Regions from separate parts of the Homo sapiens genome. Here region 1 is linked to region 2. A link is an interaction called in ENCODE POLR2A ChIA-PET data of the cell type or tissue named here. Cell type or tissue: Caco-2. All regions are shown on one strand. Each heading gives the region's core, and the rest is flanking DNA. Links, peaks and the distances in the headings are about the cores only.

Evidence for each region. ChIA-PET counts read pairs that join two places held together with the same protein. Peaks named below come from ENCODE experiments on the same cell type or tissue, not always from the same donor. Only the 100,000 strongest peaks of a DNase experiment are listed, where the experiment ranks them.
Region 1: POLR2A ChIA-PET joins it to region 2 with 8 read pairs; 26 of 35 experiments call an interaction of 5 or more read pairs at or near these places.

The regions. Positions count from the first base shown.
Region 1 is chr22:41,400,194-41,405,568 of GRCh38, forward strand. No RefSeq gene overlaps it. Among named protein-coding and RNA genes, the nearest start is that of TEF, 21 kb to the left of the region's middle. RefSeq lists an enhancer at 2,275-2,419 and a cis regulatory region at 2,341-2,354. In Caco-2, for the core only: a CTCF peak has its summit at 3,772 (motif pointing right); DNase peaks (open chromatin) are centred at 2,352 and 3,788.
Region 2 is chr22:41,460,406-41,465,780 of GRCh38, forward strand. It overlaps PHF5A (PHD finger protein 5A), which reads right to left. Exons shown (of 4, transcript NM_032758.4): 4 at 1-82. Among named protein-coding and RNA genes, the nearest start is that of PHF5A, 5.6 kb to the right of the region's middle. In Caco-2, for the core only: no CTCF peak of the experiment used is centred there; no DNase peak of the experiment used is centred there.

The sequences.
Region 1 (5,375 bases), core at 189-5,188, 60 kb before region 2:
GAGCTGCTTGAACCTGGGAGGTGGAGGTTGCAATGAGCCAAGGTTGCGCCACTGCACTCCAGCCTGGGCGATAGAGCGACACTTGTCTCAAAAACAAAACAAAACAAAACAAAACAAAAAAAACCGAGAGGACTAAAGAGTTGGATCCTCTTGGTGGGACTCTTGAGGGTTTTCCTTTTCTCCTGTTCTTTGGCTATAAAACATTTATAATTTTTTTTGGGGGGGGGGACAGAGTCTTGCTCTGTCACCAGGCTTGAGTGCAGTGGTGGGATCTCGGCTTACTGCACCTCCGCCTCCCGGGTTCAAGCGATTCTCCACCTCAGCCTCCCAAGTAGCTGGGACTAGAGGCGCATGCTGCTACACCCGGCCAATTTTTTGTATTTTTAGTAGAGACAGGGTTTCACCATGTTGGCCAGGCTGGTCTCGAACTCCTGAGCTCAGGCAATCTGCCCGCCTCGGCCTCCCGAACTCAGGCAATCCGCCTACCTCCGGCCTCCCAAAGTGTTGGGATTACTGGCATGAGCTACCACGCCCAGCCTGCAAATATTTCTTTTATATATATATTTTTATTTTTATTTATTTATTTTTGAGACTATCGCTCAGTCACCCAGGCTGGAGTGCAGTGGTGTGATCTCGGCTCACTGCAAGCTCCACCTCCCGGGTTCACGCCATTCTCCTGCCTCAGCCTCCCCCAAGTAGCTGGGACTACAGGTGCCTGCCACCAAGCCCAGTTAACTTTTTTTTTTTTTGATTTTTTAGTAGAGACGGGGTTTCACCGTATCATCCAGGATGATCTCAATCTCCTGACCTTGTGATCGTCCCACCTCGGCCTCCCAAAGTGCTGGGATTACAGGCGTGAGCCAGCGTGCCCAGCCTGGCCAGGCTGGTCTTGAACTCCTGACCTCAAGTGATCCACCCACCTTGGCCTCCCAAAGTGCTGGGATTACAGGTGTGAGCCACCGCGCCTGGCCCCCTCTGTATTTTCTACTCTGCATGCAAATGCGCTCTCTCAAAGCGGAGATCTGTGCAGCCACGGCAAGCACAGGGGCATGGGCTTGAAACATGTCAAAGCTGTGAAATCTCTGTATGTATGGCAGAGCACTGGCTTTGGACTCCGACGGTCCTAGGATCAAACCCTGCCTCCATCACCAATTTGGGGTATGATCGTGGGCAAGTCACTTCCCTTCTCTGGGCTTCCAGTTTCTCACCTGTAGAATGGAACACCAGCGGCCGGGCGGTGGCTTACGCCTGTAATCCCAGCACTTTGGGAGGCCGAGGCAGGTGGATCATGAAGTCAGGAGTTCGAGACCAGCCTGACCAACATGGAGAAACCCTGTCTACTAAAAATACAAAATTAGCCAGGCATGGTGGCACATGCCTGTAATCCCAGCTACTCAGGAGGCTGAGGCAGGAGAATCACTTGAACCCAGGAGGCAGAGGTTGCGGTGAGCCGAGATAGTGCCATTGCACTCCAGCTTGGGCAACAAGGCGAAACTCCATCTCAAAAAAAAAAAAACAAAAGCAAAAACGAACACCAGCTTCATAAGACAGTTGTCCCACGAAGACACCTGGAGCAGGGCAAACACCACTCAGCAGCTGCCATTATGGTGACAGAGAGGAAGGTACGGACCTACATGGAGACCATCACCTCCAGTCCCAGCAGCTGCTGCCCATCGCGGGTTGTCTACCAGCTGGTGTGGGATGCAGCCAGGGTCAGACCAGCTGTGTGGTCTTGGACAACTTATCCATTTCCCTGAGCTGTTTCTCTCTCTGTCCAACAAGGATGCGCTACACAGGTCACATGTGCGTGCCTGACAGCACATCTCGACCCTTCTCCTTCCCCTCCACCCCAGCTCCTTCAAGGACAAATTCCGAAGCTGGACACATGCCCCCTTCCTTTACTGCACCCTATTACCAGACAGCCCTTCACACACTGCCCCGTGGCTGTGCCAGGCTGGCCCAGCTGGCAGCTCCTGACGTCAGCAGCTAATCCGGGAAAGCTGCCAGCCAGAGATAGGGGTGAGCAGCAAAGGAAATCAGAAACAGGTTTTAAGATGGGTGCCCCAACCCCCCAGCCAGCCCTCAGGGAGCTTTCATCAGCCTCTCACTTAAGCAAATCCTCGCAACCATGCGTCCTGATGCCCGGTCCCCTCAGGATTAAGTAAGTGCTGAGCAGGAGGCTTTTATTTTAAGCTGCAGCTCTGTCATCAGGAGCTAGGCACACAGCAAGCCACTGCCTAGCTGTCCCATAGGTTTCTCCAAACAGAGTAGTGGGCGTCCACTCAGGTCTGGATTTCAGGCTGACTCCAGGAAGTCCAGACTACAGGGAGGTAGAGGGGACGGGGCAAAGGTCAAGGATCAGAGGTAGAGGGGACAGGACAAGGGCCTCAGTGTGTTGCCTCCAGCTGGCCCTCCCTCTTAAGGCACAAGGCCCGGTGCACCATTCCTCACTGTTCTTATGTCTTCCCAGCGTACAGCACGCAGGACGGTGCTATGGTTTGAATGTCTCCCCAGAATATATGGGTTGGAAACTTAATCCCTAATGCAATAGTGTTGGGAGGTGGGTCTTAATGGAAGGTGTTTACATCGTAAGGCCTCCACCCTCACGAATGGATATAAAAGAGCTTGAGGTGGCTGGGTGCGGTGGCTCATGCCTGTCATCCCAGCACTTTGGGAGGCTAAGGCGGGCAGATCACCTGAGGTTGGGAGTTCAAGACCAGCCTGACCAACATGGAGAAAGCCCGTCTCTACTAAAAAGACAAAAATTAGCTGAGCGTGGTGGCGCACGCCTGTAATCCCAGCTGCTTGGGAGGCTGAGGCAGGAGAATTGCTTAAACCCGAGAGGCAGAGGTTGTGGTGAGCCGAGATCGGGCCATTGCACTTCAGCCTGGCCAAGAAGAGCGAAACTCCATCTTAAAAACAAAGAGCTTGAAGCTGCACGTTGGAGCTCTTGCTCCCTCTCACCATGGGATGCCTTCTGCCACGTTATGACACAGCAAGAGGGCCCTCACCAGATGCAGCCCTCGATCTTGGGCTTCCCGGCTTCCCGAGCTGTCAGAAATAAATCTCTATTCATACCAGCACAAAATGGGGCTGGATGCAGTGGCTCATGCCTGTAATCCCAGCACTTTGGGAGGCCAAGGCAGGCAGATCATCTGAGTTAAGGAGTTCGAGACCAGCCTTGCCAACATGGTGAAACCCTGTCTCTACAAAAATACAAAAATTAGCTGGGCATGGTGGCGGGCACCTGTAATCCCAGCTACACAGGAGGCTGAGGCTGAAGAATTGCTTGATCCCAGGAGGCGGAAGTTGCAGTGAGCCAAGATCATGCCATTGCACTCCAGCCTGGGTGACGAGCGAAACTCTGTCTCAAAAAAAAAAAAAATTTCCTGTAGAGACAGGGTCTTAACTGTATTGCCCAGGCTGGCCTCAAACTCTTGGCCTCAAGTGATCCTTTCACCTTGGCCTCCCAAAGTGCTGAGATTACAGATGTGAACCACCGAGCCTTGCCTTTCTTCCTCTCCATCCTTGGCACCCAAGTCTAGTTCTTTAACCCATTTGCTCCTCCTGGGTCTTCCCAACTCCTTCCTGTTTCAGAGCCATTGCACTTGCTGTTCCTTCTGCCTGGAGTGCGTGCCCCCACATCTCCTCAGCCTCGCTCTGTTCTCAGTGCCTGGCCTGCCCATGCGCAGCAGCAGTAGCTGCTCCCCAAATATCTGCTGACCTGGCTGTGGGGAGGATAACACCAGAGCTGGGTGTGACAGCGGTGTTGTATCACCACCAGGTGGAGCTGTAGACACGTCCTGGGCGGTGACCTCGGGTCCAGCCTCCAGATCTGTCCTCTCAGCAAAGCCTCCAGGGCCCTCCGTGCCAGGCAGTGCTGTGGGCACCAGCTGACTCAGCCGCCGCCCCTCCTGCCCTCCAATGGCTACTGGCATACGTGGTCCAAGGGCTTGCACAGAAGCCTGGGAGGAAGGGAGGGCTGGCTGCCGCCCAAGGCCTGTGCTTCTAGGCTCTTTCTGGGGAGGGAGGGGACGTGGAGGGAGTTGGGTGGGGATGGTAGCTCAGCCAGGCATCTGGGATGAGGGGTTCTGCAGAGGCGTCGGACTTGGAGTCTATCTGCTGCCTGAATTTGTATCCCACCACCCCCAGTCCTCCATATGCCTTTGACAAGCCTGGCTCTGAGCCTCAGTTTCCCCATCTGTCAAAAAGAGAGAATAGACTGGGCACAGTGGCACTTTCAGAGGCCAAGATGAGCGGATCACTTGAGCTCAGGAATTCAAGACCATCCTGGCCAATATGGTGAAACCCCATCTCTACTAAAAATACAAAAAAATTGGGGCCAGGCCTGGTGGCTCATGCCTGTAATCCCAGCACTTTGGGAGGCTGAGGCAGGTGGATCACGAGGTTAGGAGTTCAAGACCAGCCTGGCCAAGATGGTGAAACCCCATCTCTACTAAAAATGCAAAAATTAGCCGGGCGTGGTGGTGCGCACCTGTAATTCCATCTACTCGGGAAGCAGAGAATTGCTTAAACCTGTGAGGCAGAGGTTTCAGTGAGCCAAGATCGCACCACTGCACTCCAGCCTGGGCGACAAAGAGTGAGACTCCATCTCAAAAACAAAAACAATAACAAAAAAATTAGCCAGGTGTGGTGGCAGGCACCTGTAGTCCCAGCTACTCGGGAGGCTGAGGCAGCAGAATCACCTGAACCTGGGAGTCAGAGGCTGCAGTGAGCTGAGATTGCACCACTGCACTCCAGCCTGGGCAACAGAGAGAGACTCTGGCTCAAAAATAAAAAAAAGTGGGCCGGGCACGGTGGCTCGTGCCTGTAATCCCAGCACTTTGGGAGGCTGAGGCGGGCAGATCACAAGGTCAGGAGATCGAGACCATCCTGGCTAACACGGTGAAACCCCGTTTCTACTAAAAATACAAAACAAAAAATTAGCACTTGTAGTCCCAACTACTCGGGATGCTGAGGCAGGAGAATGGTGTGAACCCAGGAGGCAGAGCTTGCAGTGATCCGAGATTGTGCCACTGCACTCCAGCCTGGGCGAGAGCGAGACTGTCTAAATAAATAAATAAATGTTAAATTTTTTTTTAAAATAAATAAAGAATAAATGGGCCGGGTGCAGTGGCTCATACCTGTAATCCCAGCACTTTGGGAGGCTGAGGCGGGCGGATCATGAGGTCAGGAGATCGAGACCATCCTGGCTAACACGGTGAAACCCCATCTCTACTAAAAAATACAAAAAATTAGCTGGGCGTGGTGGCGGGCACCTGTAGTCCCAGCTACTCGGGAGGCTGAGGCAGGAGAATGGCGTGAACCTGGGAGGCAGAGCTTGCAGTGAGCCGAGATTGCACCACTACACTCCA
Region 2 (5,375 bases), core at 156-5,155:
TCTTGAAGCCGTATTTTTTGCGTTCATAGAAGAGGTCTGTCTTAGAGCTCCCCAGATTGACAATCTTTGGGCAGCCATCTCTCTGGAAAACAGAACAGAGAAGTTGTTAAGTCTTTGAGCCTGAACCAAGAGTGACTTAAGATAAAAAATTTAAGCCCAGTGTGGTAGCATGTGCCTTTAGTCCCAGCTACTACTCGAAGGCCGAGGCAGGAGGATTGCTGAAGCCCAGGAGTTCGAGACTAGTGGGCTATGATGATGCCTGTGAATAGCCAGCTACTGTACCCCACTGTAGGCAACATAGCGAGACCCCCATCTCTTGAAAAAAAAAAAATTGGTCACAGAGTTCAAATTCTCATCTTAGTATTTGAAGAACTCAATAAATGGGTTTGTAAATGTGTCCAAACACCAGTTATCTCCTTAATTGGGAGGCCCAGATCAGCACTGTTTCTTCCCTATCTCTTAGCACTTATGAAAGATCATTTATAGGCCGGGCACGGTGGCTCATGCCTGTAATCCCAGCACTTTGGGAGGCCGAGGCAGGTGGATCACCTGAGGTCAGAAGTTCGAGACCAGCCTGGCCAACATGGTAAAACCCCGTCTCTACTAAAAATACAAAAATTAGCCAGACGTGGTGGTGCGTGCCTGTAGTCCCAGCTACTCAGGAGGCTGAGGCAGGAGAATCGTTTGAACCCAGGAGGCGGAGGTAGCAGTGAGCTGAGATCACGCCACAGCACTCCAGCCTGGGTAACAAGAGAGAAACTCCATCTCAAAAAAAGAAAAAAAGACCATTTTATAACCTTTGGATTAATGGTTTAGCCATTTATCTTACCAATTATCCTATTTGATCTATCATCAATAATTTACTAAACACCTAAGAATGTGCTCAGGGCCTGCCTACCCTCTATCCAATGACTTGCAATTCATGTAGAATGCTGGATTCTCAGCCATGTCTGCTGCTATGACACAGTTGAGGTAGACTATGAAACTCTTTTTTTTTTTTTGAGAAGGAATCTCGCTCTGTCGCCAGGCTGGAGTGCAGTGGCGCGATCTCGGCTCACTGCAACCTCCGCCACCCGAGTAGCTGGGACTACAGGTACACGCCGCCATGCCCGGCTAATTTCTTTTGTATTTTAGTAGAGACAGGGTTTCACCATGCTGCTCAGGCTGGTCTCAAACTCCTGAGCTCAGGCAACCCGCCTGCCTCAGCCTCCCAAAGTGCTAGGATTACAGGCGTGAGTCACAGTGCTCGGCCATACCTTATATTTTATTTTTTTTTGAGACGGAGTCTTGCTCTGTTGCCAAGCTGGAGAGCAGTGACATGATCTCGGCTCACTGCAACCTCCGCCTTCCGGGTTCAAGCAATTCTCCTGCCTCAGCCTCCCGAGTAGTGGGGAGTACATGCACCCGCGACCATGCCCAGCTAATTTTTGTATTTTTAGTAAAGATGGGGTTTCACCATGTTGGCCAGGATGGTCTTGATCTCTTGACCTCCTGATCCACTCACCTCGGCCTCCTAAAGTGATGGGATTTCAGGCGTGAGCCACCGTGCCTGGCCCTTACATTTTAAATACCATAGGAGACTAATGGGTTTTATGTGTCTTCATTAATTCACTTAATTTGACACATGGTCTTGGGGGTACAGAGCACTACTGGCTAGAGATAGATGGCTGTTGACAGACCATGCACTAATTTGTCATGACAGGCTGCCCTGGCCATTTGATGAGCTTGAGTGCTTTCAGTGAAGCCCCTGGGAAGCTGTGTTATATAGAAATGATGACTCCATCAGTTGATTAGGGATGATGGGAGAAAAACCGGGGAAGCTGTAACTGGAAAACCCTTACAGGTCTGTTGATTTTATTAAACACCCATGTCAGAGTTTGAGTCCTGTGATATTAGGTGATAGTATGAATTAATCAAGTCCTTAGCCATCTCATTTCTAACTCAACTAATATCCTTCTTTGGGGGCAGACATCAACAACTACAAAAATCTCTGCAACTAACACTAACATTTTAGGATCTCCTAGAAAAGAAGTATCGAGTCATTACATTGAGCACTTCCATCTCTGAAGCCTGGTGTACCAAGGAAGCCGCCTACCAATAGCTTGCTAGGTGAACCCAAGTAAGCAACGTAATCTATATTTCATGTCCTCGTAAAAATGAGGCACTAGCTGCCTCTCCTGGACAAAGGCCTGATATTAGACATAATAACAGGACTCTCAACTCTTTAGAGAGGCTATGAAACTCATGATATGATGATAGCTTAAACTGTGCCTTACTGACTTGTGCAAATGTGGGCAAGTTGCTTCTCTTGGGACTTATATTACTCCTCAGCTGCAAAAGAAGAAGACTGGATCAGGTCAAGGTTTACAAACTATCCTTATAGATACCCAAATATTCCTGGAAGGTACCAAGTAATGGTATGACCCAATCCTCCAATCTGCACAGCTCTGTTCTTTACTTACGGGTTAGCTTTTTTTTTTTTTTTCTGAGGTGAAGTCTCATCTGTCGCTCAGGCTGGAGTGCAGTGGCGCTATCTGGGCTCACTGCAACCTCTGCCTCCTGGGTTCAAGCAATTCTCCTGCCTCAGACTCCTGAGTAGCTGGGATTACAGGCACCCACCACCGCACCCAGCTGGTTTTCGTATTTTTAGTAGAGATGGGGTTTCACCATGTTGGTCAGTCTGGTCTCGAACTCCTGACCTCATGATTCGCCTACCTGGGCCTCCCAAAGCGCTGGGATTACAGGCGTGAGCCACTGCCCCTGGCCTACTTACAGCTTAGCTTTAAGATGGTAGGCTCCTGCCCAGCCCCAAAATTTAATTAATTTACATTAACTTTTAACCTTTCTCCTTAGGGGTGCAATGATGAGAAAAAAAAAATAAAAGGTTAAGAAACACTGAGTCACGACGGGCGTGGTGGCTCACGCCTGTAATCCCAGCACTTTGGAAAGCCGAGGCAGGCAGATCACCTGAGGCCAGGAGCTTGAGACCAGGCTGACCAATATGGTGAAACCCCATTTCTACTGAAGATACAAAAATTAGGCTGGACACGGTGGTCCATGACTGTAATCCCAGCAACTTTGGGAGGCCAAGGTGGGTGGATCACAAGGTCAGGAGTTCAAGATCAGCCTAGCCAACATGGTGAAACTCTGTCTCTACTAAAAACAAAAAATTAGCCAGGCGTGGTGGTGCACGCCTGTAATCCCAGCTACTCAGGGGGCTGAGACGGAAGAATTGCTTGAACCCAGGAGGCATAGGTTGCAGTGAGCCAAGATCACACCACTGCACTCCATCCTGGGAGACACAGTAAGACTCTGTCTCAAAAAAAAAAAAAAAAAAAAAAAGCCAGGCATGGTGGCATGTGCCTGTAATCCCAGCTACTTGGGAAGCTTAGGCAGGAGAATCGCTTGAACCTGGGAGGCGGAGATTGTAATGAGCCGAGATCGTGCCATTGCACTCCAGTCTGAGTGACAAGAAAGAAACTGCGTCTCAAAAAAAAAAAGAGTCAGACCACCTAGGCCCTAGTCCTGGGTCTGTCACTTATTAGCCACGTGACCTTGGGCTAACCAAGTTGCTTAACATCTCTAAGCCTTAGCATCCTCATCTGTATCACACAGAACTTTTGGAAAACAATGTTCAGCTAAGTACCTTGCATATATTAAGAGCTTCATAAATGTTAGTGCTATTTTTCTTATTTTCTGGTTGGGCGAACTGAGGAAAATGGTAAACAAAAGGAATAAAGGAATCAAGATTAAGGGGATTACATGATGTGGCACCATAAGAACCTACAAATCAGTCCTCTGGTAGCAATGTCCATAGACATCATCCCTGTCTCCTGGTTATTCTTGTGGCTTTGAAAAATTATAAATGAGAATACCTAGCTTAGCTTACCTGTCTAATTCCCTTATCAATTATGAAAGTTGCAGGAAGACAATAATAACAAGGGGTACCTTGGTTGTAGGAAGGTTTCTGCATAGGAAAGAGCCTCGGCCACTTAATCTACATGATGATCTGTAAGGCTGAGAGCCTGGATCATGTCACTGGACTTCTTTGTGTTCCTTGGAAACTAGTGCTGAAAATGTGAGCTAGATTCCATCTCAAATGTCCTCAGAACATTCGTGTATAATGTGAAGTAGGGGAAGTGACATCTAGAATAAGTCTCAGGGACAGAATGAGGCATGAGGATCCAAAGGTATCAGTTCACACACCACATTCAGAGGAGTCAGACAGCAATTAACATTTATTAAGCATTCTCTGGTTGCAAGCTTACGCTACATAAGAACTCTAGCTAGACCCATGCAAAAATTCAAGAAAATGCTGTCTTAAATGGCTTAAACAGATATCCTGTATCTAGTTTAGGAACTGTTTGTTACTTTTCTTCACTGCTGTTACCTTATCATGCTTTCACTGCTTATAGACCAGAAGTAATTAACAAACACCTACTATGTGCTAGACACCCTACAGGGGATACCTCTGGATGACTTACAGGGACAGCACCAAAATACAAGTACCATGCTTGCACCGCATGTCAGGCACTGTATCATGACCTAAAGAAAAGGAGAGGCAAATAGACAAACCAAAGTCCTGCCTCTAATGAAGTGTAATCTAGCTAGTAGACTAGATTTGGATTTTCGGACAGCAGAATGTGACTTGATAGTTGAAGGTAAATGCAAATCAGAGTTGAGGACAAGAGAAAGGTCCAAATCATTATGTTTTTGGTACTTCAGGACCTTTCTCATCTCCCTAAACAACAGAAGATTCAATGGTGTACTCACTTTTTTTTTTTGAGAAGGAATTTCGCTCTTGTTGCCCAGATTGGAGTGCAATGGTGTGATCTCGGCTCAGCTGACTGCAACCTCTGCCTCCTGGGTTCAAGCGATTCTCCTGCCTCAGCCTCCCAAGTAGCTGGGATTACAGATGTGTGCCACCACGTATTTTTAGTAGAGACGGGGTTTCACCATGTTGGCCAGGCTGCTCTCAAACTCCTGACCTCAGGTGATCCACCTGCCTCAACCTCCCAAAGTGCTGGGATTGCAGGCATGAGCCACTGTGCCTGGCCCAATGGTGTGGTCTTATCTGGCCCAATCTCTCCCACTTACTGGGGGTAGGCAGGATCCAAGTGCGTGAAATGAGGTACTGGCGTTACTGCCTTCACCATGGGCACATCCCAGAAACACTTGTAAAAGGACAACATAAGGCCAGGCGTGATGGCTCACGCCTGTAATCCCAGCACTTCGGGAGGCCCAGATGGGTGGATCGCAAGGTCAGGAGTTTGAGTCCAACCTGGCCAGCATAGTGAAACCCCATCTCTACTAAAAATACAAAAACTAGCTGGGCATAGTGGCATGCACCTGTAGTCCCAGCTACTCGGGAGGCT